Regions from separate parts of the Mus musculus genome. Here region 2 is linked to region 1. Evidence: chromatin loops called from intact Hi-C (ENCODE). Cell type or tissue: left cerebral cortex. All regions are shown on one strand. Links, peaks and the distances in the headings refer to the core of each region. The heading gives the core; the rest is flanking DNA. Region 1 overlaps Sidt1 (SID1 transmembrane family, member 1). Region 2 holds the start of Sidt1 (SID1 transmembrane family, member 1).

Evidence for each region. Peaks named below come from ENCODE experiments on the same cell type or tissue, not always from the same donor. Only the 100,000 strongest peaks of a DNase experiment are listed, where the experiment ranks them.
Region 2: a loop joins it to region 1, with 4 times the contacts of the local background. A loop is called at or near these places in 4 of 42 quality-filtered maps.

The regions. Positions count from the first base shown.
Region 1 is chr16:44,269,888-44,285,328 of GRCm38, forward strand. Sidt1 (SID1 transmembrane family, member 1) reads right to left here. Exons shown (of 25, transcript NM_198034.3): 7 at 14,325-14,412; 8 at 12,567-12,638; 9 at 11,908-12,001; 10 at 3,854-3,897; 11 at 1-32. Among named protein-coding and RNA genes, the nearest start is that of Sidt1, 55 kb to the right of the region's middle. In left cerebral cortex, for the core only: no CTCF peak of the experiment used is centred there; DNase peaks (open chromatin) are centred at 4,143, 4,726 and 7,515; H3K27ac peaks cover 923 bases.
Region 2 is chr16:44,324,447-44,339,887 of GRCm38, forward strand. Sidt1 (SID1 transmembrane family, member 1) reads right to left here and starts at 8,392. Exons shown (of 25, transcript NM_198034.3): 1 at 7,861-8,392. The coding sequence starts at 8,082. In left cerebral cortex, for the core only: CTCF peaks have their summits at 6,416 (motif pointing left) and 8,538; DNase peaks (open chromatin) are centred at 6,663, 6,972, 7,532, 8,173 and 1 more place; H3K4me3 peaks cover 2,633 bases; H3K27ac peaks cover 2,436 bases.

The sequences.
Region 1 (15,441 bases), core at 3,270-11,269:
GATGGGATGTGAGACAGCCATATTTCCAGAGCCTGCAGGAAAAACAAAACAACAAAAAGGAGGGAAACGGTTTACCCTTGGCTGCTGAAGTCACACAACTTGACTTGAAGTAGCTGAGACGCTAAGCAGCAATCTTTAAATTGGACTTTCTTTCCACTTTACTACAGGGACCATCACTGTGGGTGCATAGGGTCAAATCTAGCCTATCACCTCTTTCTGTATCATAGTGTGTGGCCTCATTTCTCTCCTTTTCAGTTTCTCTCTCTACCTCTCTCTCTTTCTTCCTCCCTTCCTCTCTCTTTCTCTCTTCCTCCAACCTTCCCTCCCTCCTCCCTCTTTCTCTTTTTCTCTCTTGTTTCTGTAGGATTTGGGGAACTGAATCCAGGGCCTTTCATATTGCATGCAACTTCTCTGCAATTCAGTCACATCCCCAGACAACTCAGGTCACAAGATGTGGTAGGGAAGTATTTTTCAGTGAACACACCTAGTATTTGGAAACATCTCTGTTCTCAAGATATTTCAGTATTTTTGCTGTAATTCATCATTATATAAAAGCTAAATGTACCACGGAGGTAAAAAACACAAATGCTCTGAACACTCCCTAGTCACAGCGAACTTCCTTTATCCCAGTTTCAGGCTTTGTCCCACTGATGGACTCTCAGAAAATCATGTTTTGAACTGCCCAGGCTCCAGACTGCGTTTTTAATTTACAAACCCACTGTGATTCTATTGATTTCCCCTCTAGGAGAAAGTAACTATGTGCCAAATTCAAAAGTTTTAGACACGGGACAAACCTAAGCGACTCATTTTCCTTTCTCTGGTCAGTGAATTTGCTAAGAGCTGTCTCAGCTGGTCAGTGAGTCTTGGAACTAATGCAGTGTTCTTGGCAGGCAAGGCCGTCCCAGGGCCTGAAGGATGGGGACTTTGACCTTCAGAAAACATACTCCCTGGCGTTGTTACTGGGCTTGACATATTTATTATTTAGAGAGCTCAGCTCTCTGAACTTCCATGGACTAACCCTTAAATATACAACATCATGCAAACTGTACGCCCAAGTTCAAAGCAGACAAACTGATTATCTTTAGACACATTGTGTGGGGCATGTGGGGGTGGATACATATGTTTTGAGGATCAAATCTAAGGCCTTGCATGAGATAGGGAAATACCCATCACTGAGGTATATTCTCAGTGGAGCTTTAGACTCTTAAAAATTGAGAATCAAATTTGGAGTACAGAGAATGTTGTGCAAGGATGCTTGGTTGTCTCTTTTTGATGTCAGTTCTGGCTTCATTATAACATAGACTTTGGCCATTGCTCTTGTCCTGCTGACCAAAAGCAGTACAATGAGCAGAGCCACCGCAGCTCCTGAGGCTTTGTTTGCTGTGACTGATGCTGGCATTTCCCTCTGATTGTGTCAGACACTCTTGTCTTTTCAGCTGCCCTAAGAGGTATGGGCTATTATTGTCACCATTTTAAAGATGATAAAATAGAAGTGCTGAGAGATCAAGACGCTTCCACAGACAGACAGATAATGGATAGAGAGCAATCCATCAGACTGCTATCTGCGAAAATTTACCTTCTTTTTGCAAAATTTACTTTTATTGTGTATATTTAAAATGCATTGCATGCACACATGCATAAACACGTGCAGCAAAATAATGACCTCATGCAAGCCAAGTGTCCAGCTTGCCAGGGAGTGCACAGCACATATGTCAAATCTCAGGGGATTTCTTGCCCTCTGAGAACCTGGGGTTGTTTTTAGCATTTGCTTTGAGCCCAGCCCTCAGAGTGTTTCCTGTTGCTTTAAGCATCGTGGAACTCCTGCTCCTCGTAGACTCTCGGTCTTGCTGATTGGAGAGAAAGACATTTCTATAGCCTCATTTTCCTCCTGTGAGTGTCTCATGGAAGCACCTTCCTCTCTGGCTCTCTCTACTGGCTGAGCTCACTGGGCTCAGCTCCATAATCCTGAAGGTCACTAGGCAGTTCTTCCCTGGCTGGCTGGAGCCTGCCCTTCTTTTGGTTTCTTGTTTTGGTCGGTTAGGTCTTGGCTCACACAGGACATCAGAGGTGGTGCCATCTTGGCCTGTACCTTCTCTTTGCACAATGGGTCCTTATCTCCGCCCCATTTCAAAGATGTTTGAGGTGATCGCACCTGCTTTCTACTTCCTGAACTGAAGAAAATACCTGTTTTCTTTAAGTCTTCTCAACCTGTGCCCAGCAGCTGGCACATGGAACTTGGTGATCTTCTAGCTTTACCCCAAAAAGGTATCTGGCCATGTCTGATACTTTTAGTTGTTGCAAGGAAAAAGTATACTTTAATCTGACATAATATGGTGAATCCTGAATAATAAAGAATCATGAATCTTGAAATATCAATGTTGATGTTGGGAAAAAATATGGTCTTAGAGAGAGAGAACTTAGTATTAATCTAAAAGTACATTTAATTGACCTGCCCCCTTATTGAAACAGGACCTTATGCATCCCAGGCAGTTCTTGAACTATGTAGTCTAGAGGATGATCTAGAAGACTTTTGACTCCCCCTGACCCTCGCCTCTATCTCCTAAGTGCTAGGATTTCAGGCATGCACCAACTCAACCTGATTATATAATGCTGAGGATTCAACATGGGCCTTGGAGCAAGCTAGCTCGGCGATCTGCCAACTGACCGACACCCACAGCCATGACACTATTTCTATATAGTGACATATGATACAGTCTACAAGAGAACATAAGAAGAAATTTGGGGGGGGGGCTTTCCTCTGACATTGCCCCATGAGGATGTGAGCCTTGTCCCAGCTCCCCAGTATCCTTCAGAGTAAAACGGAGTGTGTAGGGGCCAGCAGAGAAACAGATTAGTACACTAGTAGACTCTACTAGTACTAGTAGAGCCATCTACTCTGAAGGCTACCCTCTTTAATTTGCAGACATCTTTTATATTCGTAATTGAATGTTTATTAAAACAAAGTGCTTGGGGAGGGGGGAGTTGGAAAAACAGACAAGCTGTCTCTTAAGGAAGACAAATGTGAATGCCATCTAGCCTTCCAGCAAAGGGAGAAAACCTGTTGGGTGAAGGATGAGTTGGTATCCCTCCAGAGTTCTGTGGACTCAAGTATGAAAAGCACAGAACACCGGCTACGCCTGACTTCAACTGAGGTCCATCTCCTCTGCATTTTCAATTCTCACCACTTCCCTAACAGTGAAGGAGCTCACAGTGACCTGGGCTTTGTCAAACTGAGCGCATTTGAAGCTTTAAGTTTTAATAAAATTATCAGACAATTGAAATCCTTTGTGAATTCTCAGAGAGGAGGAACAGGTTAGATATCTAATTACTCTGGATTCTTCAATTGCTACATTTTTTTTTTATTGTGCTTGCTAGTCTCAAATATTTTCACTTTCTATGTGTCTAAACAAACAAACACACACACACACACACACACAAAGCTTTTATCTCCATTTGGGAAAAATGTACAGCATACAAGTTGACATAATACATTCTCACTGCTATTCCCAAGCTTTGGGATACAAAAAGTCTCTCTCCCCAGATACAAAGTATCTGTGAGCAGTTCCCTCCCAGGGCTGAGACGACTTCAGAAAAGATGAGTGGTTGCAAGCGCCCTATGAATAATTAAAGGCATTCTGGGTACAGAGTCTTTGTGTGGGGTCCACATCTCAATGGTTACCAACTATAAATTGTTTCTTGCTAGCTCTGCCTTCTATAGAAGGTCTGTGGATGAGAGGGCTCTGGGATAGGAATCAAGGGAGAAAAAAAGAAAAGAGACAAAAGGTACCAAAAAGGATGTGGCTGCACCATGCAACACCATTAGGGACTGGGAATTAACCAAGGAATCTCTTACCATCGCTGGAACCAAAGCTTCCGTCAATAGATTTCCTCTGAAACCTGCAAGCAAGCAAGCACACAAATACATACATATATACACATGCACACAACCTCTTAGGATTCTGCATTTTGTATTATCTTCTTTTAAACTCTGTTGAAAATCTTTAAAAATGGCCCTTTGGCGAAATTACTGGTAGGAATTTAAAATGGCATAGCCACTTTGGAAGACAATTTGGCGATTTCCCAGAGAGCCAAACATAGACTGACCGTATGATCCAGTAATTCTGTTCTCAGGCATCTGCATTATTTAGGAACGTTCATTCATTTTCAGATATAAACTTACATCATAATAAGTGTCTTTTATAGCACACTTTAATGAGTTTTAATATATCCAAAGTCTTGTGCATCTGCCACTAGGATCTAATTTTAGAACATTTTCATGGCCCCCCTCCAAAGACTCTGTATATCTGTAACAATCACTCTTACTTCTCTCCTTTCCCCTGGCCCTTGAAAACTACCAATCTACCTGCTGTCTTTATAAAGTTATCTCCTCTAGATAGTTTACATAAATGAAATCACGGTACATATGAACTTTTTTGACTGGCTTCCTTGATATAGCATAGTCTTTTCAATGTTATATTGTAACATGTATTAGCCCATCAATATGTTTATGGTTGAATAATATTCCAGTGTATGTGCACAACATTTCATTTATTTGTTTTCCCTTGATGGGTACTTTTTTAATTGTTCCTCTTTGTTGTGTATCAATAACTGCTGTGACCATTTGTGTTCATGTTTTTCCATAGATCTAACTTCACGACTCTTGGATATATAACTAGATGTGAGCTGCTAGGCATGAGGCCACTCTGTTTTACTCTTCCAAACTGCTTTCCACAAAAGCTGTGGAGAAAGCACTGTTTCACTCCCACCAGCCAAGTCTGAGGATTCCCATTTTTCTACAGCTCTTCCAATTCTCATTTTATATTTATTTTTTTTTATTATGCCCAATCTTAAGAGTTTGGCAACTCATTGCAGCTTAGATTTGCATTTTTCTAAGGGTTAATGATGAACATCCATATATCTTCCCTGGAGAGGTGTTTGTTTAAGCCCTTTACCCATTTTTATGAAATTAAAAATATTTAGTTTATATGTATGTGTGTTTGTCTGTGTACAAGTGCACATGAGTATACTGCCCACAAAAGCCAGAAGAGGGCATCAGATTCCCCTGAAGCTGGAGTTACAGGTGGTTGTGAGCCCCCTGAAACTGGTGTAGGGAATCAAACTCAGGCCCTCTGGAAGAGCTGGGATCCTTCTTAACCTCTGAGCCATCTCCCCAGCTTCCTCATTAGACACTTGTGATTATGCTAGTCCTATGTTGATAATCAAAGATCCTGTTCACAGCCTTATTATAACTGCAAACTGGGTGACACAAAGTAATATATTCACAAATTCTGAGCATTAAGACCAGACACTCTTTCATGGTTGATATTCTGTATGCCACACACTCTTAACAGCAAGTAGGCCAACCTATGAACGTGTGAAGCTTTTTTTTTTTTTTTAAGGAAAGTGTTCTCTAATGTCACTAGAGGTGTTTTACAAGTTTCAGCATACCTAACCCTAACACCCAGTTTTTAACCCATGCTCCTTAGTAATTTATCCCTTCAGATGCTTTGTAGATGGAACTGTTTTTATTTCGGGCTGTCCACTGCTAGCCTATGGAAATAACGTTGCTTTTGTATTTGATCTTGTATCGTGTACTTTCATTTTGGTGTGATGCGATTATTCTGAAATGCAAGATGCGCAGCTGTGAATCAACGCCCCTGAACCGAGTACTTTGAAGGCATCAGCTGATGGTTTATGAACTTTATCTCAAAGAAGCCATTTTCCCTAGATGTATCATTTGACACTGTCAATCAAATCATTGTGTGAATTCAAATGAGTTGGCTTTTTTTTTTTTTTTTTTTTTTTTTTTTTTTGGTATATGTGAGATTGGAGGGGAGGGGCAGAAAGGGCAGCAGGCTTTAGTACGTTCTTATTCACTTTCAGGTGACCATTCCCCAAGTTGTAACACCCATCTGTCAAAGGACTTCTCTTCAAACATCTCTTTCTCTTAGACACCAAACTTATCCCTGCTCTGGGGCCTTTGTTCTTGTTCCCTGCAAAGTCACTGTCTCCACTAGATCCTGACACTGCTGGATAGCTATGCTCCCAAATGGCTCTCTGTCAATCAAATCAAATCCAAAGCGGGGTCGCGCTAGTCACTCTCAACTTTTACCATTGAGTTTATTCCTCTCTGGCTTATGTGCCTGTGGGTTTCTCCCCTTTGTAGTTGAGGTGGTAGCAGAGTATGTGGTCTCTTGTTCATCAACCTCTGGGTTAGGGTTGAACATACAGGAGATGACAACTAAGTATTTGTTGAGTGACAAAGCATATCACTAAGGGGAACAGTTAAGATTCAGCCCGACTGTTTCATTCAGAAAAAGGACACTGTGGGAGAGGGCTTTCTGATCAAGTTTGGTGGTGCTGATGGGTAAGTAATTATCTTGGTTCCAAGAATATAAAGCATTTGGCATAATGGGCTTTATCAATGCTTGGATTTTGTTGTGAAATCGCTACCATTTTCCATGAGAGGAGTTAAGTAATTTCCACAGCTAAGGGGAGGCAGGAAGTATCATTTAGTTAGAAAATATAAAAAGTAGCAGATGAGACATACTGGGTTGGATGAGATGGTGCACCTTGACATCGGTCTGGAAACTGGACTGGCCTCATGACCCACTCATCCTCCAGTAGATAAGGGGGCAGACCTCTGAGCCTTGCAGCTCGAGGCTTGGAGTTGTCTGTTTGCTTAGAGATTCCACAGTCCCAGGCTGGCCTTTTGGAGTATCAGAGACTACCAGGAGGCCAGTCCAGGATTGCCAGTTTCTTGGACCTGCCAGCAGGTTACATTTTGTGGCTACATCCAGCTGAGATTTCTAAGCCCAGCTGCGATGAAACTAAAAGTCTCTGAATTGTGTGCTCTCAAGAAATGACTTGATGGTTTGTGTTTTTCTTCTTAAAAAAACAGTTTTTCTAAATGCCCCATTTGGAGATATCAATCAAAATAGAACCATTAGCTGGCCCATCATCTTCTGAGATAACTGTATACTGTATATGTATGTGTATCTCTCTGTCTCTCTCCATATATATATATATATATATATACATATATATATATATATATAAATTAATGTAAAAAATGATAACATAGTAGTGGATAAAGGAATCAAAGATATATGAGTGACCAGAATTGAACAGTTGGGCTTAATGAATGGCAGAGTTGTTGAAAAGAACAAGGGAGCACATATTCAGTGCTCAGCTCCAAGCCATCGTAGAGGATACTAACACATTCATGCTGAGATAGGAGATAGAAGTGGGAAGAAAATGGTATTTTTATGACAGGAGAGCAGGAAGCTTTTAGCTCCCCAAGACCTGGGGCCATGTCTGTCACAAGTGTTTATTATCACGATCTCATCCTAAAGACTATAAATCCCACATATGTCGATAATAAAATATAAGGACTCATCAAGCAAACAGCATCCCGCTCAGAGAGCTTTATTTAGTTGTACGGAGAACTTTGCTTCACTCAGTTCCGTGAAGAAGTCTGCCTATTAGCATCTTCCCTCAGTCTAGTCCCCTATTTAGAATGCCAAATGGTCCTGTGTCTCTGGGTTTCTATTTTAGTGTGCCTGTATTTGGAAAGAGTCTCTGTTTGGGCACTTTGACTGTAGCAAAGTCATCGGCGGTGAACGTTCAACAGAGTCTGAGCACGGATTTCAAGAGCTCTGCTCACCTCAGCGGCAGAACTAACAGCTTTAGAGATGGTGGACATTAGTCCAGTTTTTGTCCCTTTGGGTGTGGATGGTGCCTATTAGCCGACTAAAGAAATCATTTTGTTTTCTGAACCTAGGAGACGAAGGAGCAGAAGACTGGGACACCGAAGCTCATCTGAGGGAAACTCCTCGCTCCTGTACAATCCTAGACTTGCGCAGGTGTACACTAGTGGTCACACTTTGTTGGCCCAGGACTGTCCTTTCTCACAGGCCTCTACTGTAACAGGACCCCAGATCTCAGCACAACTGACTCCAAGATGGAAGTGCCATCCAGGCTGTAAAACTCAGCACGTAACAGCCCCACCAGCCAAAATGAAAATATGTAACCCATCAAAGTTCATACAGTTCTGGGGAAGTCTCAAAATATACTAGCCTTGGCCTTTAGCTTCTGTAGTTCCACTTCTGGTCTTATTAGTAAAGTGTGTCAGCCCAGAACATTGTTTTTGTGTTTAAAAGCTTATCCTGAGAAAGGTTCAGTGCTACAATGGGATCCAGAACACCCAGTGCAGTTGCTGGCTAATAAAGACTTTCTATTGGCTTCAACCATGTTGATCGGTCTTCTCTGGTAGAAACCCTACAACACTATGACTCAAGACTCACTTTGATCAAGTCTGTTGAAGACTTTAGGCTCTAGAGCTGGGCTACCCGAGTTCAAATCCTAACTCCTTTAGGTATTGGGTGTGACTCCTTGATTAAATTGCTTAGCCCCCCCCCCCCCCCCCCCCCCCCCGTGCTTCAATTTCTCTGACCTTCTGCATAGTGGCAATCACAGTAATAGTGGCTCAGGGCACCAAACCAGATAATCCTTTGAGGGTTCGGCACACTGTCAAGCACATATCAGGCATACAGCTATATTTAACACATTAATAACTGTAACTTGGTATAGCGAGCTGGTAGTCCTCTCTGTATATACTTTCCAGGTATGCTATTAGCCTGTATCCTAAGCTTCTGTTTTTAACATTTTTTTTTTAAGTCAGGATGTTTGTGTAACTAATTAAGCCTCCAACTCACTATGTAGCCGAGGATGAATGGCTCTGGACTTCCTGTGCTCCTAGCTCCTAGTCCTGAGTGCTGAGCTGGGGCACCACCACATAAGTTCTGTTCTTCACCTTGCAATTTAAAATAATTTTCAATTTACAGAGATGTTTCAAGGATGAATAGAAAAACAGAATGTAGAACATTTCTTGATACATCCTTTACCTTGATCCACTTGTCAGCATCCTTGTCTGTCTGTCTCCCTGTCTTTTTTCTTCTTTTTTCCTTTCTTCTCAGAATGGATCTTGCCCAGTAGCCTAGACTTCCAGGAACTCACACGCTTCTTGTTTCTGTCACCCCAGCATCTACACCAATAAGCCTGGCTTTAGCTCTGTTCCTCGGCTCTTTCCCAAATGTATAGCTCATACTCATCTACATATATGTTAATTTATAGCACCTGGGTGTCTACATGTATGCTAATTTACAGCACATGCTCATCTACACGTATGTTAGTTCATAGCAATGTACTCATCTAAATGTATGTAAACTTTTTCTTGTGCCATTTGAACGTCATTTGAGGTTGTTAGAGATTTTTTTTTTTTTTTTTTTTTTTTTTTTTGGTTTTTTCGAGACAGGGTTTCTCTGTGTAGCCCTGGCTGTCCTGGAACTCACTTTGTAGACCATGCTGGCCTCGAACTCAGAAATCCTCCTGCCTCTGCCTCTCGAGCGCTGGGATTAAAGGCGTGCGCCACCACGCCCGGCTGAGATTTTACCTTCATTATTTCTACAGAGTGAAACAAGTCAAATTCTTCAAATGTAATGCTTGCATACACATTTACTTAATGTGCTGCTGGGGGTCATACACGCTAGGCAAGTGCTCTGTCCCTGAGCTATCTCAGCCACTGTTTACTTTCTGTTCTGAGGCAGGCCCTAAGTTGCCCAGGCTGGACTTGAATCACTCTGTAGCCCAGGCTGACCTTGAACTAGAGATTGTCTTCCTTCTCACCCAGCATAGCTAGGATTTCAGACTCTTTCATCGACTGTGTGTCTTCTAATTCCAAAAGGCCTAAAAACTGTCTTTTATGACATACTGGTTTTCTTTTAATGCAAGATCCACTGTCTTCATTTGCACACTTAACATCTCCTGTAACTGAATCCTTTTGTCCCCTTTATGGCAAATTTCGTGTCTGATGCTTCCCCATAGTTAGTTTCGAAATACACATTTGTGGGAGCTATAGGGAGTGAGGCTGGACCTCCCTCGGGGTGCTGTCATGTCTGGAGGCACACTCTGCTCACCTTCCCCCAGTGGTATTTATTCTCATCAACGGATCAGTGTGTTTTGTTTCTCCGCTGCATATTTATTATTTTTCTCTCTTGACTTAGTAATTTATGAAGCTACACTGTCAGGCCACACAACCACTGTACCCTGTTCCTTGTCAGAATCCCCCTCCTCAACTTAGCAGTCATGGGTGATTATTTTTCTTTGCATTAAATTTAGGGTCTGGCCCATGCTAGAAAACTGGTCTATCACTGAGATTTAGCCACAGACTTCTTTTCCCTTCTTGGAGATGGGGTTTCTCTGTGTAGCCCGGGCTGTCCTGGAACTTGCTCTGTCAACCAGGCTGGCCTCGGACTCACAGAGATCGGTCTGCTTCTGCCTCCCAAGTGCTGGGATTAAAGGCATGTGCAACCACTGCCTGGAGACTTCTTTTGAAATCTGGAGGCAGGGCTGCCCAGGCTAAGACTCACTCTGTAGCACAGGTAGGCCTTGAACTTTCAATCCCTTTGATCAGCCTCTGAAGTAGCTGTGAGTACAGACCTTGCTCTACTGACCATTCTTAACCTGAGCCAATGTTAGCTGTGATGTTTGCAAATGATTTTTCAATCCCGGCACTTCCTCTGTGTTTATCAGTGAGCTTTTGGCCCGCTATGGGGGAGATATACTCATTTGAATGTCCATGTTGCTGGCAACATCTTACTGATGGGGAGCTGTTGTTCTAAATTTGTTGGGTTCACTGGATATATATTTGTGGTTATTTAGATCTTTCCTCTGAGATTTTTATGTCTTCATATATTTCCATTTTTCCAAATGGCCTACAATGCATATTTCCCAATTAGTTTGTTGCTTCAATCCACCCAGGCTTGGAAAGTGGTGGATCCGGTTCTTATTTATTTTTTTAGTTGTGCTGAAGCTCAGACCCAAGACTTACACTCACTAGGGAAGCACTTCCCACGGAGTCATATCCCCAGGCCTTGGCCTTCTGGGACAAGCTTTCCATTCTGTAGCTCAGGCTGGCCCTGAACTCTCTATGTAATTAGTTCCTGTAGACTCTAAATTTGCTAATCTCCCCCCTCCCCCATCCTGAGTGCTGGGATTACAGGCACACCCCAGGTGGGGAGCAGGTTGGAGGCAACTTTTATAAGAGTGCGGAAAAAGAGTTGTTTCCTGGACTGAGAGATGGGCCTTTGTTATGCCAAGGAAGCAGCCAAGAGTGCTGCTCAGAGTTGGTGTGTGGCTTACAGTCTCAGAGCTCTCTGTTGTCTTTGTACACTTTGTCTCCTGTTTAAGATGAGAGGGGGAAACTCTATTTGTTTACTGTAAGCCTCCCGTCAGCCTTTTGTAGTTGTTTCTCAGAAAGCATAACAAAACCAGAATTCTCAAAGCTCAGCCCCGCAGAGAGAAGCAGAGAGTGTTATAAAATGTTATTTATTTACTTATGTTTAAAACCGTGTGTGTGTGGGGGGGGGGTAGCCTCCCTTTTCCCTGAAGGAATATTTTATTGGGAGATTGGTGCACCTGGTAATATGTATCAAAGCACATCGCTCCAGCTACGGACTATACCTCAAGATTTATTTTAAGCATTCGATTAACTTTTCGACAGAATGCTTCAGTTTGTTTTCAGACTCCGTGCTGGAAAGAGCTGGCGGTTCCCTTCAGTCTGTGGGATCTACAGAGAGGATTCTCAGGTACAAACTCAGACAAGTCACCTCACTGTTGTGTTTTCACAGTGAAAACTCTACCAGCATGCTATGTGGGACATTGACTTCAGATCTGCAAGTGAGCCAAACGTTCTTTCACTCCACATAAGAAAAACCTGCAGTCCAAGTACAGAAGAAAAAGCAGTTTGCCCAAGACCACACTTAGTGGGCCAGTCAGTGTGCTCCAAAGCCCATGCTCTGAACACCACACAGAGAGGCAAAGGGGAGGAAGAACCTGTGCACCTACCTCACATGATGGACAAGCACAACGAGCAGGCATCCCAAGTAGAAGGACAAGAAAACGAATATGCTGAAAAGACTAGATTTCACATATACAGATTCTGAGGAGAGAGAAACAGCTTTGGTCAGCTTGTCCTTGGAAATAGGAGGACTGTGTTGGGGACAGCACCGCTTATAAGATCGATCAGCTTCCATCACATCCATTCTTAAATCCCAATAATATGTCACTGGAGCTGAGCACTGTGGGAGGCCACTGGGATGCTACCCACAAGTAGCTTTGTAGTGACGACCTGAAAAGATCACTATCTACAACTCTAGAGTTGAGTCCCCTCCCTCCTCTCCTTGCCTCTATCTCTCTTTTCCATTATTTCTCTTTCCCCCACTTCTTCTTTCTCTTCCCCTTTCCTTCTCTCTAGTTCTCCTTCCTTATTCCCTCCACCCCCATCTTTCTGGGCTGTTGGGCCTCATACAAGTTAGGCAAGCACTCCACCACCAACAGGCACGCTAGCTTGTTTCTCTTCAAGAAGATCTGATCCTATCTGTACATTAAATACACTTGAGTATTTTTATGATGGCTCCCCTTGAGAGGGAGACATTAGCATTTAATGACACGATAGAGCTCCCCACACAGGACTCTCTCCACCACACTCCAAAGCCAAAACCAACCTTTGATGGATGGGACAATGGTCACTTTCAGGTTCTTTGATCGTTGTAGATTCCAGGTCTGGTTTTCATTTTCTGGTTAAAAAACAAAAACCAAAGCAAAAACAAAAACAAAAAAACAAAAACCAACAACAACAACAACAAAAAACCCAAAACAATAACACAAACAAACAAGACACAGAACACAATGGATCAGATACTAGACTCTCACCCTCCATTCTGAACAGTTGTATTATACAATGTCTTCTACAGAGTCCGCTCTGACTGATGTAGAAGAACTGGAGGAAGAGCCAACATCTAACGTGTCAGCTGTCCCTGTGGTGAAGGCTCTCAGACTGGCCTTTGCTTGGGTGCACTTCGGCAGTACCAAGTGACATAAATGCAATGGAACAGCCTTCCTTCTCCACTGGGAAAGACTTGACCTTTCTCCTGATGTCCACAGCCATCTCAAGAGAAATGTGCCCACACCAGACAGCTACATCCTCCTTCGCTTGCATTTTTTCCTAGTCAGCAAAAATGTTTTTTCTTTACATAGTCATCAAAGGCCCTGGAGTTTATTCAGGAACATTAGACGATGCTGGTAAGCCTATAGAGCTACATAATTAAGAGATTAAAGTGTACACAAGTACAAATGTCACCTGACACCAAGGGAGCCATAATACACTCAACAGAAAACACCCTCTGTGTAGGTGACATATGGCCCATTAGCAGGGGGCCTGTGTTCTCAATTAACAGTTTACTCTTTGGGCAATGTAATTATTTGCATTTGCATCAGAGCTTATATAACCCCTTGTTATTGGGATATGTCATCATGATTGGCTTTCTTATAGTCTTGTGAGGTACAATTTTGACAACTGGGATAAAACTAGATTTTCCTTGTACATCCCTATGGAAGGGCTGACTGCTGATGCATATAAGTGACTCCTTAGGAAATGGACTTTAAAAATGTTTTTATTTCATTTATTCTCTCTCTCTTTCTGAGTGTGTGCATGTGTGTGTGTGTGTGTTTATGGAGGACAGCTTACTACAGTTGAGTTTCCCTTTCTACCACATACAATCCAGGGATGGACCTCAGGGCAGTTGGCTTGTCAGTAAGCCCCATCCCACTGGCCTGGGAAACAGACCTTTTTGCATTTGCATCACAGAAGCAAAGGAAACGCTTACTAAGTGACCTCAGGATGTATACACTGGTATAAGACTTTTAAGAAGTTGAAAAGCTGCATAAAATCAATCCATTCAACATTCTAGCACTGAGGGGATAGGAGCTCATGGACCTCTCCTAACTGAGGAGCTATTGATAGTTGATGGCTTCTGTATAAGGAAAAAAGTGTGGCCTCTGATAGATTGATCATCCCCAGTGAGTGACTCCATACTGCAAGAGTAAATAGTCATTACAAACTGGATTCTGTGTATGATTTAACAAAATACATATTGAAGAGGACATGATGCTGGGAGGGAGTGGGGAGGTGATGGGTGGATCTGAGAAGAGTTAGGAGTACAAGTGGAGCTTGAATATGATTAAAATACATTGTATAAGATGCTCAAGGAGTTAACATATTATATTAGAAGGATGAAGATATTGAGGGACATTTTGTAGTAGTCATACTACCTTTAGACATGGAATTAACTTCATTTTATTTTTTTATCCAAATGTCTCTAGAGTGCCTTGTCAAGTCGCTGCTGTTAGCCCCTCAGTAAGAGCTAGAGATGAGCTTTTGGCCTTCTTTTCTTCCCTCCCAAGTATCCCTCGGTGCCTCTTACCCTGGATGGAGAATGATCCGCCACAGGCATAATCTTCAGGTTTTATCACAAACACCACGAAGAACTGCTCATCTGGAAAATCCTTCTTCTGTGTAAGACACAACAAACTCATGATTCACAGGGAAGAAAGACAGCCAGGAGGAGACAGTCCAGGAGTGTGAGGAGCAGTAGGTAAAAGGAAGAAAAGGACAGGCCACCCAGGCTCTCTAAGTCCCCAGAAAGGACTCCCACATTCTTACACTCTGCTCCAGACCGTCCATGAACATTACTCCACCCAAAAATGAATATAAGTGGATACATAGAGAATTTAAAAATCTGTGCTCATGTGAGGACTTAGTTCAATAATAAACACAATAAACAATAACATCAATTGCCTAGATTATCAAATGGCATTTGTATATACATGTATATATACACACATATATATATCTGAGACAGTCTTGCTATGTAACCCAGGTTGACCTTGAACTCTTCATCCTCCTGCCTCAGCATCCTGCATGCTGGCATTACAGGTATGCATCCAGGAATTTATCAGTTTTATTTTTAAAGCCTAATGAAAAGTAACTTGTCTACAATCATGCAGTAAATAGTTAGATAAACAGTGGAGGCCAGGGAGTCAAAGGACTTGGGTTAGGACTGGGCTGTGGTGCTAGCTTTCATTTCTGTACCTGTGCTATTTTAGTCCTGGTTCATGAGTTAATCCCTATTTGTGAAAATGGGGTTGGCAAGATAACCATATATTATAGTTCATTAATCCAGGCATTTGTGTCAAGTTCAAATTTCTGACATTGTGTTTAGTTCACTGAGAAAATGTCTTAGCCCGAAGCACAAGTCCAGAAAAACAATTTACTGCCAAATACACTGAAGGAAATCGCACTGTAGGTATGGCTACACTTTGCCTCTCATTAACCTGGGAAGAGAGATGATCAACTGAGAAAAATGTCTTCCTAAGGTGGGCCTATAGGCAAGTGTGTGGAACCTTTTCTTGATTAATGATTGATGTGGGAGGGCCCAGCCCACCGTGGGTGGTGTCCTGGGCAGGTGGTCCTGGGTTGTGTTTAAAAAAAGCCAGTGGAGTGAACCATGGAAAGACAGCCAGTAAGAAGCACTCCTTCAT
Region 2 (15,441 bases), core at 4,628-12,627, 56 kb after region 1:
AAATGCTAACTAAAAAGTGATGTTGTATGGTTTAGGGAATAATGACAAGAAAAAAATTTGCCAAATTACATTAAGGATTTAAAAAATGTTTTTCTTTAAAACTTGTGTGTGTGCATGTGTATGCATGTGCGTGCACATATGTGTGATTGTATGAGTGAGGTTCATGTGTGTGATGACATCTGTGTGGAACTCAAGAGGACAGGTTATACCATATATATCACTAAAAGATTAATGGGCAAAGTTACACTAAACTGGAAAAAAAGCTAAGAAAATTTTCTTTAAAATATAGATCTACAAAAAGGTGGCCACTGTTTCTTCTCTTATTCAGTGTAGTAATTGAAGTCTTGTCTAGAGACGAGGAAGACAAATAGAAGGGTACACAATAGAAGAAAAAGTTCAAATTAGCTCTGTTTACCATAGAGATATGCAGTGTGGTTTTATACTTAGAAAGAAAGAGGAAGCTCTTGGAACATTTTCAGTAAAGCCGAAGAATACAAAATCATTAACAACAATAAAGCAGTAGCTTTTCTATATGCATAACAGACTTGCAGAGAAAAATTAGGAAAAAAATCCCATTTGCAACAGCTTTGAAAATACTATGAATAAACCTAAATAAGGTGAAAGATCTCCACACACACACACACACACACACACACACGTACATGCATGCACACATGGATGCACTGTATGTAGTTTTAATAAAGCTATACTATTGAGTTGGTAATGCCCCACCCCAAGAGTGATGGACTATATAACAAAACCCCAGTGCCTGGTATGGGAAACTTCTCTTCATGCTCTTGGTCAGGGAACTTGAAGACACTCCCCAGATAATACAGGCTATTGCTGTCGTCCTCAGTTGCCTCCCAGAATTTGAAGGTAAGACTCTAATGCTGATGACATCATATACTTTGGATGCATGACGTGGAGGAATCCAGATGGAACCGACCTAGAAGCCATCTCCCTGAGATGGAATAGCTCTATGGCACCAGAAGGTGTTAGACAAGCTGCTGGGGTAGAGAGGAATCAATAGTTCTATGGATGAACCATAGCTGTCAAGCCCATGCACCACACTTAATGATGAGCATGGTAAGATGTTTCCAAGGGTACAGCAGTGGTATGGAAGCCTTGGCATTTAATGGGACTTCAGGGCCACTCAATAGGAGATCATTACGCTTGAGGCAGTAAACACAGACAACTACCTGTGCCTGCTGGGGTCGTGGACCCTAGAGAAGAACTTGCCACTGCCACTTTCCCAAACAAGTATCATGTCTTACTGTATTATAAATATTTATCCTTACGCCAGCCAAATGTCGTTCTCACCCCTCATCAAAGAAGCTCCTTCTTTCAGCAGATGGAGGCCATTACATAAAGCCACAACTGGTCAAAATGCACAAACCAGGTGACTATCTGAGATGCCCAACGCTAACTGATCTATCTACAACACAACCCCTGTACCTAAGGGCCAGGGGGCATCAGAGAAAAGGAGGCAGGATGATTGTAGGACCCAAAGAATCATGATGTCTCCCATGAGGTGGTGTCTTCTATAGATGACAGGGAAGCTGAACCCATGAAACCTCTGAAGTTTGGTCACCTGAATAAGGCCAGCACAGTGACAACATGGACGGAGGTAAGAGACCAAATTTTGGGTTCAAACTTCATTTTAGAGGACCTGACCTAAGTTTGAACTCAAACTAACAGGTCAGTACCTAGCATCAGTTTCCAAGTTATCCCCCCCCCCCCCCCAGCAAAACCTGTTTCTAGGCTAACCCCAACAAGACCCGTGTCTCCAGGTTAATCTCCCCCAACAAATCCAGTGATTAGCACAAGTTAGCAAGTTAATCCCCAACAAGCTAAAAACTATCTGTCTAAAAACCATCAATTAGGAAGAAATCAGAAATTAAGTTTATGGCTCGGCTTCCAGCACCAGCCAATTATGCTAAAGGCCACAGTAGCTCCCCAATTAGATGCTTGTCTGATTAGAAACACTCACCCCTCACTTGCTGCTTTCTGTAAAACCTTATCTTGATAAATATTCACAGCATTTCTTCTACCAGAACCATCCTGCAGGGCAGCAGTGAGTTCAGCCTGAGCTAGCTCAAATAAAGACCCTGATTTCATTGGCTCTTGAATTGTCTTTCGGGGCACACGAACACTTCCTTGGTACTACAGAGGAAATCTCATAAGGCCTCCTTCTAGATGAAGAGCTACAGATAAGGAATGTCTGCTAAGAAAAGGAGAATTAGTCTTCTCCAGGGTTGAACCCTAAACACACACACACACATACACACACACACACACCCCAATTAAAATTAAAGAAGGAGGAATGAACTTGAGGGGAAGTGAGGGATACATGGGAGTAGTTCTAGGGGTAAAGGGAGGTTTGGCAATTATGTACATTACATACTTATACATAAATTTTTCAAAAAAATTTTTTTAAATTTGATTAAAAAATAAAGCATTTCTAAATTCTTCCTATCCAAGAAAGTAAGAAACTGAAAAAATAAATTGAGGAAGACACTGGGCATAAGGTAAATAGTTTGTGCCCCTACAACAGCAGAAGTAACTATGTGAAAATTACTATCTTACTCAAATCAGAATATCTGATCTTAAATTATACTCCAGAGCCATGGTGACCAAAAACAGCATAGTGCTCAAACAAAAAGACAGATGTCGACCAATAGAACATAGTAGAAAGCCCAGACAGGAACCACATGTCTTATGGCTACTAATATTAGAAAAAGTATTGCCGGGCAGTGGTGGCACACGCCTTTAATCTCAGCACTTGAGAGGCAGAGGCAGGTGGATTTCTGAGTTCGAGGCCAGCCTGGTCTACAGAGTGAGTTCCAGGACAGCCAGGGCTACACAGAGAAACCCTGTCTCGGAAAACCAAAAAAAAAAAAAAAAAAAAAAAAAAAAAAAAAAGAAAAAGAAAAAGAAAACTTTTAAAAAGGTTTTTTACAGCAAAGGAAACTATCAGAAGAGTAACAGGAAGCCACCGAAAGAAGGAAATATTTGCCATCCATACTAGAGCTTGCGAAAGGGGATGTGTTAGCATGGAGAACATACAAAGAGTTTTAAATTTTAAACACAAAATGACCCCTGCTAGTCAATAAATGGTCTATGAACCAATAGACACTTCTCAAAAGAAGAAACAAAAATGGCCAATAAATTATTTAATGTCTGTAACCATCAGAGAAATGCAATTCTAAACAGAGGTTGAGATTCCATGTCACTTGAGTCAGAATGATTACTGTTAAGAACAGAAAAGCAAGAAGGCTGGAAAGAGTAGGAGAGAGAGGAACCCTTATTCACTGTTGCTGTGACTATAAACTGGGCAGCCATTTCGAATAGCAGTACGGAGACTTCCCAAAAAATACAAGTAGAGCTATCATAGGGCCCAATTATACTGCTCCCAGGAATAAGACCAAAGAACTCTATGTTGTAGGCAGAGATTCTTGCACATCCATGGTCACAGACGCTCTGCTCACAATAAGGAAATGGAATCAGAGTAGACGTTCATCAACAGAACAATCACTAGTGAACATGTAGCACATATATACACAATGAAATTTTATTCAGAGGTAAGGAAAAATGAAATTATGAAACTTGCAGAAAAATGGGTGGGGCTGGAAACTATTACAGTAAATAAAGCAACTCAGGCCTAGAAAGACAAAAGCTGCAATATCTTTTCGTACGTGTGTGCAAGATTTTAGTTTTTATATATCCACTTAGGTAGATGTATAGTTCATGAAAGTAAAAGGTGTCAGAACACCATCAAGAGAATGCCCTGTGTTGAACAATGCTTTTTTTTTCCCTCAGAGATTGTTCACCAAGGCTCATTCTTTTGTCTGTGACCATAAAAGAGAAAAAGAGATTGTAAGGAAGGTGGGGTAACAGAATACACCATACAGAAGTAGGAAAGGAGGCCTGGGGATTCAAGGGGGAAGGGTTAGGGTTCAGCCAGGAAATAGGGGATCAGGAAGGGAGAAGGGTCGACCCAAACAAAGTTAAGTTTGTAAAGCAACACAATGAAACATATTACTTTGTATGCTCCTTTAAAGGAGAGATAACAAAAAGAGATACATGCTCCAGTTTAGGAAACAAAAGGGATGTTTTGAAAAAGATCTCAGTGCTATGGCCAATGTGGGCTTCTGCCCTGCCCCGGTCAGGGAAGATGGAAGGCTACAGGGCAGCAGTTACAGTTTTTTGTAAGGGTTTCTGATGGTGCTCTCCGTTCTTTGTAGATTTGTGTTTGTGTCCTTGTCTCAGTCACTATTTCCCTAGTCACTTTCCTGCAAGGTGATTTCCTTTTGGTTGACTGAGCCCTGTGGTTTTGGATCCTGTTTGCTCAGTGTAACTAACTTCCAATCAAGGGAGCCTTGGGCAACTTCCTCCTTAGGGAAATGAAATGAACCCTACCTTGCTGAACCTGAACCTCTGGCCACTGTTTCCACTATTTATCTTTAAACTGGTCAGTCCATCCTTTCAGTGTTTTTTTTTTTTTTAAATCTCAACTTTATATTTACACGAGTCCCTGCCTCAAGGCATATCAGATGTTTCCTGGTGCTGAGTTCAGCTAGTGTAGCCGGGTCGGGTGAGACCATTCCATGGGTTAAAGGAGAGGCAGTGGCTGATTGAAAGGCCCAGGGCAAAAGCTCTTGCCCCTCCCCTTCCCCAAAGCCAAAATTTAATACAAAAATTCTCCTTCAAGATAAAGAAAAAAACAAAACAAACAAACAAGAATGGATTGAAAAGAAGAACAAAAGATTTAAAACTTCAAAAACAAAAACTGGACACTTTTTTTTTCCAAACCAAAATCTTGACTGAAGAGGGTTAGTGGGAAATGATCCCAAACTAGAGGGAGCCTTGCTTTACCCACACACTGCTCAGGTTAGGGGAAAACCATTCACCAAGCTCCTCCTCCAGACACCACAGAGCTGAGTTGAGCCTCAGTCAGTTTGGAGTTGGAAATGGAGGTTCAACAGTGTTTACTGTGGGGAAATATGAAATTTTGTGGTGGCCAGCATTTGGGACTGTGGGGAGAGGGGGTGGCCAAGAAGTTGGTCAGATCACAATTGAAAATAAAGAGCAACCCTCTCAAAAATCCTTCCTGCCCTCCATGGGGCACTGCTAGTCAGTACAGTATTGCAGATTTCTGGTGTACCCCACCACTTGTCTTATGCTGTACAGTAATCCCACTTGCTATTTCAAACCCTCAGTAAAATTCTGCTGCAGACTGTGTTGATGGTGTTTGAAGGAGGAGCTATTGCAGCAAAACATACCAAGCAGGGAGGTGGCCACGGGTGGGAACCCAGAGTAATAGTTTGATCGGACAGAATGCTGGTCTGGAGAAATCAACAGTGATGTGACTGGAAGAACGGGGGAGGGTTTAATCTCTCAGACTAAAAAGGTCAAAGGTTCTTTTCTCTAATACAAACACACACACACACACACACACACACACGCCCTGGTATATATTAATGCACATTGGCATTAAAATATTTTAAATCTGTCAGGCCCATGCTTATCAACTTTTTTTTTTTTTTTTTTAGGACTAGTAACATATTAGTGAAAAATTGAAGCATTGCTTACTGTTAACTTTTTTTTTTTTTTTAAGTGACTCTCTTCAGACACACCAGAAGAGGGCATCAGATCCCATTACAGATGGTTGTAAGCCACCATGTGGTTGCTGGGAATTGAACTCAGGACCTCTCGAAACGCAGTCAGTGCTCTTAACCACTGAGCCATGTCTCCAGCCCCTGTTGTTGACTTTTATTGTACTATGTATGTATATCTGGTTTTGAAATGATCACCATTGTTTCATGAGCAAAGAGCACTTTAATGTACATGTATGCAAAACAGAAAGGACAAAAGGAAGTATTTTTCCAGTATGTATTTGCTTTATTTAACTTCATCTTAACTATTCTCTAGGCTTTTTTTTTTTTTTGTCTTCTCATTCAGTTTGCAGAGGACATGTATATAGCTATAGCCCTCAATATCTCAAGTGTCCAAAGGAAAGTTAAGCAGGAGAGCTCCTCTGTGTTCAGTAGAGGGATTTTCACAGTTCTAAGGGGAAAAAGGCAGAAGCAAAGCCAAACCAAACCAAACCAACCAACCAACCAACCAACCAACAATAACAAACAAACAAAACCAAAACAAACAAACCAGCCTTTAGTCTTCCTGAAGGGATTGAACGTGCCTGTAATCTCAGCACTGAGGAATAGGATGATGCATTTGAGGCCAGCTTGGTCTAAATAATAAAACTATCTCAGCAAGTAGGCTTGGGGAGGGGTCAGCCACGTGAAAGAGCGCACGGGACTCTTTCAGAGGATCTCCACTCAGTTCCCACCACACACGTAGCAGCTCACAATTGCAGATAACTCCAATTCTTGGGAATTCTAGCGCCCTCTTCTGGCCTCTGTGGGCATCACACAAGCATGTGGTACACATACATACATGCAGGCATTCATACATACTGATAAAAACAAAACAAACCTTAAAGGAAAGAAGAGAGAAAGAAAGAAAACTAAGTAAAGCGTCGCATTTGTCTCGCAGCAGAACTGTAAGAAGCACCAAAGCCTGTGATGATTTTCTTCGCACATGCTATTTGATTTTGGACGAAGCTGGCGTTTCAAGACTCTCATCTAGTTCCAGGAAACCACGGGGGTAGGAATCTATCTTACATGCAAGATATCGGCCAGCTAGTGGGCATTCCAAACAGGGCAGTCAGGAGTCCCTTGTGTAGGACATGAAAATAAAAACTGCCCTCTTTCTTCTGTATGCGATAGAAAGGCTTTGCATCCAGCAACTCCGCTGCTCCAGGGCACTACCTCAGGTTCCAGGAGGTCTGGCCCGGGCGAGGACTGTGTTGCCATGGAGACAATGCCATAGGATTTGATGCAAGCTGGGAGATGGAGAACTTGGGGCACTTTCTCAGTTCACACAGCAGAAAGGCACTAAAGAGTAATGACATGCTTAACGAAGGAAGTTTTTCAGCTGTGACCCCGAATGAGAGAGTCAGGGATGGGAAGGTATAGAGGAATTCTAACCACCTGGTTCTGAAACGCCTCAAGGTGCACGGTAGTGGGGGATGCATAAACACGTTTATGTGGGAAGTAGAGACAGAAGCAGGTACACTGGAGAGCCACCCCTCTTAAAGGCTATCTTATTTGAAGGAAAATGTGAGTGATATGTACTGTCTTACATTATATAATCAGTTAAGTCAGAGGCTTGGTTGCTAAAATAATTATCCCTGCTTGTCTCGCCACAACTCTTGTCTACAGAACTTTCACACACATTTCCACCCTTATTTATAATCAGAGCCTGGGCAGATCACCTGAGCATCTCAGTTATAACATCTTTGACTCGGCTTTTTGAAAAACAAGCACACAGTGTGGTCCATAGCAGAACCCTGCTCACTCTCACGTGCTTTCCATTTCTGAGCACCTCTGCTTCCTGGAGTGCCATGAAATAGTAGGGTCCATAAGGAGATTAGGAACAGGTTTGTCCTCCCCCGCCCACCTCCTTCCTCCCACGAACGTAGCCATCCCGACTTCCCGGAGAAAGGCCCAGCCTGAGCCAGGATCCGCAGAGGATGCGGGTCCCCGCGCCTCTGCAAAGCCCAGGAATGGCAGCGACCAGGCCGGGGTGGGCACGAGGTGAAGCGGAGCGGTGCCCAAAGCAGCTGCCAAGGCTGGGACAAGGCAGCGATTGCCTTACAGGAGAGAGGCAGGGAAAGGGTTTCCTAGTCCCTGAGGTCTCCCGAGGTCAATTCCCAGCGCAGCCTGAGGTATCTAGGGGGCTCCGCGATCTCGGAAGTTGGGGGGGGGGGGTGGTCAGCCGAGGGAGAGAGCGTCTTACCTGGCCAGGATGGCTGGTGTGGTTGAAGGAGTAGATGTTCTCGGTGCTGAGGCTCACCACCCCGCTGTAGACGCGATCGAAATCCGCTCCCCTGGCGGGGTCTCGCGGATCGCGCCGCAGCTCTGCGGATTTCGCGAGGGGCTCTTCCTGGTGGCCAGGGACCGCCGCCCGCAGGAGCCAGGGCAGCGCGCAGAGCAGCGCCAGGCGCAGGCAGTCCAGCATGGTGGGCACCTCACCTCGCCTCGCCCCGGGGTCCCCGAAACACAAGCAGCCCAAGGAGGGGGCGAGCACGGAGATGGTCCTTCCGAAGCTGCTTGTGGCGCTGAGTGCTGGCTTCAGCAGCTGGGTGGTGTGTGGCCCAACGCCGGCAGCGCGCTGGAGGGGAGCGAGCAGATCAAATACTGATGTGCCACCTGGGGTCTCCGAAGGAGGTCACGCGTGTGGAGTAGGGGCAACAGGAGGCGTGGGGACCAGGGAGGGCTGCTTTTCCCTTCGACTTTTTAAGTCTTCCCTTTCTCATCGCTGAAAACCTTCCACTCACACAGAAAGATTTTTTTCACTGATCTCTTCCCTCTCAACCTCAAACCACCAACGACAAACCCCTCAGAGAGGTAGCCGCTAGTCTGGAAGAATCGGTGTGACCAGCTACCAAGGAGGAAATCAGGTGCACGTCAAACGAAAGTGCACTCTAGCTGCAGGCAGGCGAATAGAAAGCAAAAGAGAGTGCACCTCTCAAGAGGATGTACCAATTCGATTTTACAGTGGCTTCCAGCAAGACTCTCGCAGGTGTGAAATGTCGCTCTCTGGCTATTCGCCCTGCTCGAGCAGAAGCCCTTCTCAGACACCTGGCTTAGTTCCTTATTACTCTTGTTCTCCAAGGAGAGACTCACGTCATCGCTCCCTTGCCATATGTGCAAGTATGTAAATATGTACAATTACAAAATATAGATACGGTCAAGAGAACAGTGCCCAGCTCGGCTTGAAGACTGCTTCCGGAAGTTTGAGAGACCAGATTTAGGCAGCTAGCATTTCTTTCCAGCCCAGCCTTTTGTGCTGTTTAACTCAGCAATATTTTCTTTCAGAGTCTGAAAGAATTTTCAGGATTCTACATTGCTTTTTTTTTTTTAATTGTTGTTGGTCATTTTAATTGAATTTTAGTTTATTGAGGTAGGGTCTCCAGACCGACCTTGAGCTCAGAATCTTTCTTCCTTAGTCTTTCAAGAGCTGTGACCCCCCACCTGCTAAGCCTGAGGGTTTTTTTTTGGGGGGGGCGGTGTACATAATACAAGGTTATGAGCTGGAATTGGGATGACTTGAAAGTGTAGCATTGAGAATGTTTATGCAAGTTCCCAACGTTTAGTGAAATTTAATAAACTTGAAATTTCTGAAGACCTTTGAGGCTTGCTACAGTAACCAGTTTGGAGTAGGCTTTGAGAGGAAAAGCCATCACAAACTTTATGAGACCTGATGATCAGCTCCGTCACAGGGCTACATGTTCTTTTGCAATCTAACATCTCCTTATTAAAAAGATAATTCATATTCTCGGCTGGAATTTGCCTTCCCCCAGTCACTCGCTTGCACTAGTTTTGCCCTCTGGAGTCACAGGAATGAAGCGAATTCTTCCACACAGTGGCTTTGTCGGTATGTAAAGGGAGCTATGGCTTTTCATAGGATCCTTCACGGTTTTACCCGTCTGGAATTTGACATTGATCCACCGAGAACAAGATTAGATGCGATTGAAAAGGTATACTTTTTGTTTTTAGCAAAGTAGGCCCAGATATGGGCTCCACAAGCCCTTCTCCTGAGCTGCCATTACTGATGGGTGCTTCTTCACTCCAGCACACCCCTTTGGACAAACCAGATAAAATCATCCTTCTGTCTGGGATTTGGGGTTGATCCGCAGAGAACAACTATATGAGTAGCTGTAACTGAAACGATCTTTGAGCATAGTATTGAATTAGTATTAAATAAAAGGAATTTATTTGAAATCAATATAGGATTTCAATCTGGATATCTATACCAGAAAATGAGTTATAGAAGACATATGACTAATCTTGAGTCTAGCCTTAATCCACTGTGTGAGTTAAGCTAACCATAGTATCAGAATCACAAGCTGTCACAAGGATAAGGGGAAGGATGCACTTAATAGTATATTTAAAAACTGAAAGGTTTGGGGAGTGGCGGTGCACGCCTTTAATCCCAGCACTTGGGAGGCAGAGGCAGGCAGATTTCTGAGTTCGAGGCCAGCCTGATCTACAGAATGAGTTCCAGGACAGCCAGGGCTACACAGAGAAACCCTGTCTTGAAAAAAAAAAAAACCTGAAAGGTTTATGGACAAATATTCTATGAATAGTATTGTACAAGTTCCAGCCCAGTAGCTATAACAGTGTATCTTAGCAGGTAGTTGCTTAAAATTTTTATTAGTTCACTTTTCTGCATGTCGGTGTTTTGCCTGCATGTATGAATGTGCGTCATGTGCTTTCCCGGTGCCTGAACCCCTAAGAGTGGGGTTCCAGACAGTAGCGAAGCTGTCATGTGGGTGCTGAGAACCAAATCCAGGGCCCTGGGAATGGTAGTCAGTGCTCTTCACTTCCAAGTCATCTATCCAGCCCCATCACTTTCAATATTCAAAAAATGCTAAAATCTCACAGTGAAAGAATATATAAAACCTGATCTAACCTGAAGAATCCTTTCTGCTTCGGTCAGCTCAACAAGCCAGGCTGTGCTCTTACAGCCAGCAGCCCAGAGTGCCAAACCTTGGCCGCAAGTGGTGCAGACTCTAGGACTTGGTACAGCGTGTCAGTTGGCCATTGTCCTGATGTCAACATAGGTTCATCAGAAGAGGCCAGGAATGCTGCCCAGTGTGAGGTACACAGCTACAAGCCAGCCCTGGTGTTTCTGTACTAGGATCCGATCAGAGCCTGTCCAAAGCCTTCCCTTAGTTTCATTATAAAAGTTTCTCGCTCCCCCGCCTGCCTTTAAACCTCTGCTCTCACTTTTAGTAGATTAATTGCTTATGTTTTTCTTTGTGAAAACAAAACGTATTCATTTTCATGTTTCATACCAATCAGTTTTACCCTTGATTGCTCATGTTGCACTGCTGTCCTGAGGTTGCCTAAAAAGTATTGTCATGGAGTAGAACACAGATGTTGGCCTTGATGACAAGCCCTTCGCTTCAGCTGCTTCACAGATCAGCGTGGGTCCCACTCCATCACAGTAATTTGGGCAAACAAGATGAAACCATCCTTTCATCTGGAATTTGATGTCGATCCACAGAGAACATCCTCTCTGGTGTTCTGCCTATCTGGAAGCACAGATTTTTGGCCTTCATTGGGAAGAAGCTAAGAGTCCAGTCAGGGCTCAAGCAAGCATCACTTTCTCAAAGGTTTTTTTAAAGACATATTTTATGTGTGAGTATGTATGTATTTATGTATGTATGTGCATCACATCTGTACATGGTGTCCACAGAGGTCAGAAGAAGGTATCAGATCCCATGGGACTGGAATTACAGATGGTTGTGAGTCACCACATGGTAACTGGGAATGGAACCTGGGTCTCTCTGCAAGACCCAGAGCCATATCTCCAGCCCAAACTTTACTTTTGACTATCTTCTTGCAGTTCATATAAGATCACCTCATTCTAATTTTCTTCTTTCTTATATGCACATTCTTATTCAGTCCTAATCCTTGTAATGACCTTGTTAAATGTCATACTGTTATTAAAGTTGATTTGGTCCTTCAATGATCACCATAGGGACTATTGCGCTTCAACAAACATTTTTTGAGAGTTACCTTGGAAAATAGTAGACCATATTTTCTTAGACCCAGGGGTGAGCATTTTTGGTTGCTTTACACGTAGGGATTGTGTTAGAATCCAGCAGCTGCTCATGCCACAAGGCTTTAACGACAGCTCTCTCTCTTTCACAGGAAAAACACCCACACTTACCAGGCCAACAGCACCTGAAGTAGCCTCAAGGCCTGAGATCAGGCTGGTGGGGGGGACCATAGCACAGCTGAGGCTGTGGCAATGTTATTGAGAGCAATTGGAATCTTTATACCTTTATAAGAATCAGAATATAGTGGCAATCGCCAGGATCAATACTGTTGTGGTTGCCAGGATACAGTGAAGTTTGCAAGCCATACAGGCCTCACAGGATTAGTGTCTAAGACCAATTGTCCTGTCAAACATTGTCTGATTTAGCGCTCTGCTCGCATTGGCCATTCCCCTGCCCCCCGCCCTGCCCATCCTCCTGAAAGTAGTACATAAGATGCTACACTCTTAATAAACTTGATTCGTAAAAGTCATCAGTTATGCAAGACCCCTTTCTTCCAGAGATTGCTTTTATCTCTTTCATTTCTTTTTTTTTTTAAAGATTTATTTATTATTATATCTAAGTACACTGTAGCTTCAGTGCACCAGAAGAGGCCGTCAGATCTTATTACAGATGGTTGTGAGCCACCATGTGGTTGCTGGGATTTGAACTCAGGACCTTTGGAAGAGCAGTCGGTGCTCTTAACCACTGAGCCATCTCTCCAGCCCTCTCTTTCATTTCTTATTCTCAGTTCTTCTGCTTGACATCTTGATGTTTGGAACCTGTATCCCTGTGGGTTTGGTTCAGGAGCAGGATCTTTGAAAGTTCAGATAGATCTCTATCAGACTGTTATCCAAACTTCCTTGATCTCCTTTGAAGCTAAAAATCAAAGTAAAGCTTCAGACTCACAGATGGGTGCTTTATATACAGTGATGTGATGCTGTTTCAACCCCTGTGGATATGTAAAGAGATGGCTTTTTACCATAGACAGAGAGGACATCAATAGACCAAGATAGGAACCAAAAGGTTTGGTGGGATTATGCAGATGAGCACGGGTGACTCACAGGCAGCTCTACCACCAGGAAGTCTCTCAGGTAACTGACTAAAAGCCACACTGCTAAGGAAATCTTGTAACATGGACAAGGAGTGAAAAATTGTATTATTGAGAAGACTCCTGGGCAAGACTAGGCAGCTATACGACATTCTAGACAAGTGATCACCTCCTCGACAGCCCTGAAGAATGTTGGAACCTTGTGAGTGTCTTGTTTTATAAAGAACCCTTATTCAGATTTCTTGGTAGCTTCCATTGAGAATTTTTTTTTATCATTTGCAGATGAATCATACCAAAAAGTTGAGATTGGAGATTGATGAGCTATCAAAATGCTGTCACTACATAAGCTTTTGTTAAAATATGTTCTTATAAGTGAAGTAAAGTTAGCTCAGATTGCAGAATTTTTAGTTTTTTTTCTATTCCCCCCCAACCCCCCAAAACCAGGGAGTAAATATGTAGCAGACAGTAGGCTTGCTTCTGAAGTAGTAGAGAAAAAGGAAGTATTTTTCTCACCTCTGCTAGAACTTCCATCAGAAGTAAATAAGAAGCTGGGTGTGGTGGCTCACACCTGTAATTCAAAGAGGTTGAAGCATGAGAACCAAAAATTTGAGGGCAGCCTGGGCTAGATGACAAAATTATGTCACAAACCAACTAGCCACAAATACACATAGGGAAATGAGCAAGTTGAAAATGTTTTAGTTAAAACATTTATTTTATTTTTAATTACATGTATGTTTATGTGCATGCAGGGGTATGATCTAATGAGTGTAGGTGCCCATGGAGGTCAGAAGATGATATCAGATGCTCTGGAGCTAAAGTTACAGGGATCTGAGAGCTTCCTGGACATGGTAAAACACTAAAACATGCTGAGAAAACATTAAAAAAGACTCTAGGGTGTGAGTTACTTGTGAATTCAATAATCCTAGAACACTTGTAAAGATGAGGTATGGCCAAGAATTAGTTCCTTGGGGCATCCTTTATCTCCTTTGGACTGGATTTATCTATTTTTAGGAAGGATATGTTGAGTAACTCCAAGCTGAAACTCTCCAGCTGTTTGACTTTGCACCTCTAATCTGGGGAATAACAACTGTTGTATGAGTGATTCAGGGCACAATTTCCCAACACTGTCATGAAAGAACTTTGTAAGTTCTGACGATATATATATATGTGTGTGTGTGTGTGTGTATATATGTGTATATATATATATATATATATATATATATATATATATATATATATCCATAACTGTAGGCTTAGAATTTTTAAAACCTACTTTCATAAGGGTTCTTAAATGCTTCAACAACAGTGCCCCCCCCCCTCCAAAGGTAGGGAAGAATAGATAGTAAATAGGACAAGGGAATGTGGACCTGTTCAGAAGTAGTTCTTTGAGATAATTCCAATTTTCATTTGTCCGGATACCAGTAGTTCAGTTTAAAAGAGTCACCAAACACAAATCAGCAAAGGGAAACTTGATCCAGCAGAAACCACCAGGCCTCCTTGGCCAGTGACCAGGACCAGTCAGAATGTCAGGAGTTTCCTGCTGTGCCTCTCTCTTTGAAGTGAAGATCAGGGAAGACAAGAGACTAACAAAGAGCTGCACAGCCAGCTATGCAAGTACCCTGTCACTGTCCACTGAGTCCCTTATGCTCTCTCCAAACATCACATTTGTCCCACAAGTCTTGCCTTAGCAAAACATCACATGAGTCTGCATCACATGACACAACCTGAAACTTCCACTTCACTTTAACAGCTGGTTCTTATGGCCAAATGGCCCATTCCCTTGAGGACATTTTGACTGTTCTTTATATGAACCAGTATGTGTAGGCTGAGATTTTTTCAAAACCTACTTTCATTAGGGGTCTTTAATGCTTCAATCTCCCTTTTAGTCCACCAAACAAAGGTAGGGGAGAAAGATGGTTAATAGGGCAGGGGGGATGTGGACCTGTTTAGAAGTAGTTCTTGGGGGGCGGGGGGTGGGGGGATTCTGATCTTTGTTGTCAGGATATCAGTAGTCCAGTCCAAAACACCAAACACGAATTAGTAGCAGCAATTCAATCCATAAGAAAAGCAGCCAAAATACCACAGGAAGTTCTTTGGTGATGTCTTTCTATGAAATTACAACAAGCAAAGATCAGAGAAAACCAGTAAAATTTTGCAAGGCGAACTAATGCAAAAGTGTCATTCACTGTCTGTTGTGGTCTACTTATACTCTTTCTAAACACCATGCATCCTCTCAAGTGGCTGCCTCTGAAAGGAAATAAAACTTGAGACCTGTGATTCATGTAATGTATGTCAAATAGCCCAAAGAGTTGTTTGTGAGCTTTGAAACCTGGGGCTGAGAACATAGCAGAACAGACCAGGACATGCCCGGGCAGACCCATCGCCTCCCTATCTCCCACCCCTCTGACCTAAGTTAAATGTTAACAGACTGCTGATGTTTAAATGGACCAATCATATGAAACTGCGCCAATTCCTCCCCCAACCCCACTCCTTTTCTATAAAAACCCCTAGCTTCCAAGCCTCGTGGTTGAATCCACTGTCTCCTGTGTGAGATACGCTCCGCCATTAAAATACCTCGTGTTGTTACATCAAGGTGTTGTGTTCTATTCGTGATTCTTGGGTGCATGCCGAATCGGGAGTTGAGTGGGGGTTTCCCCACTAGGTTCTTTCACCTCAGCCAAACATCCTCTCATAAGACAGCTTCCAGAAAAACATCACA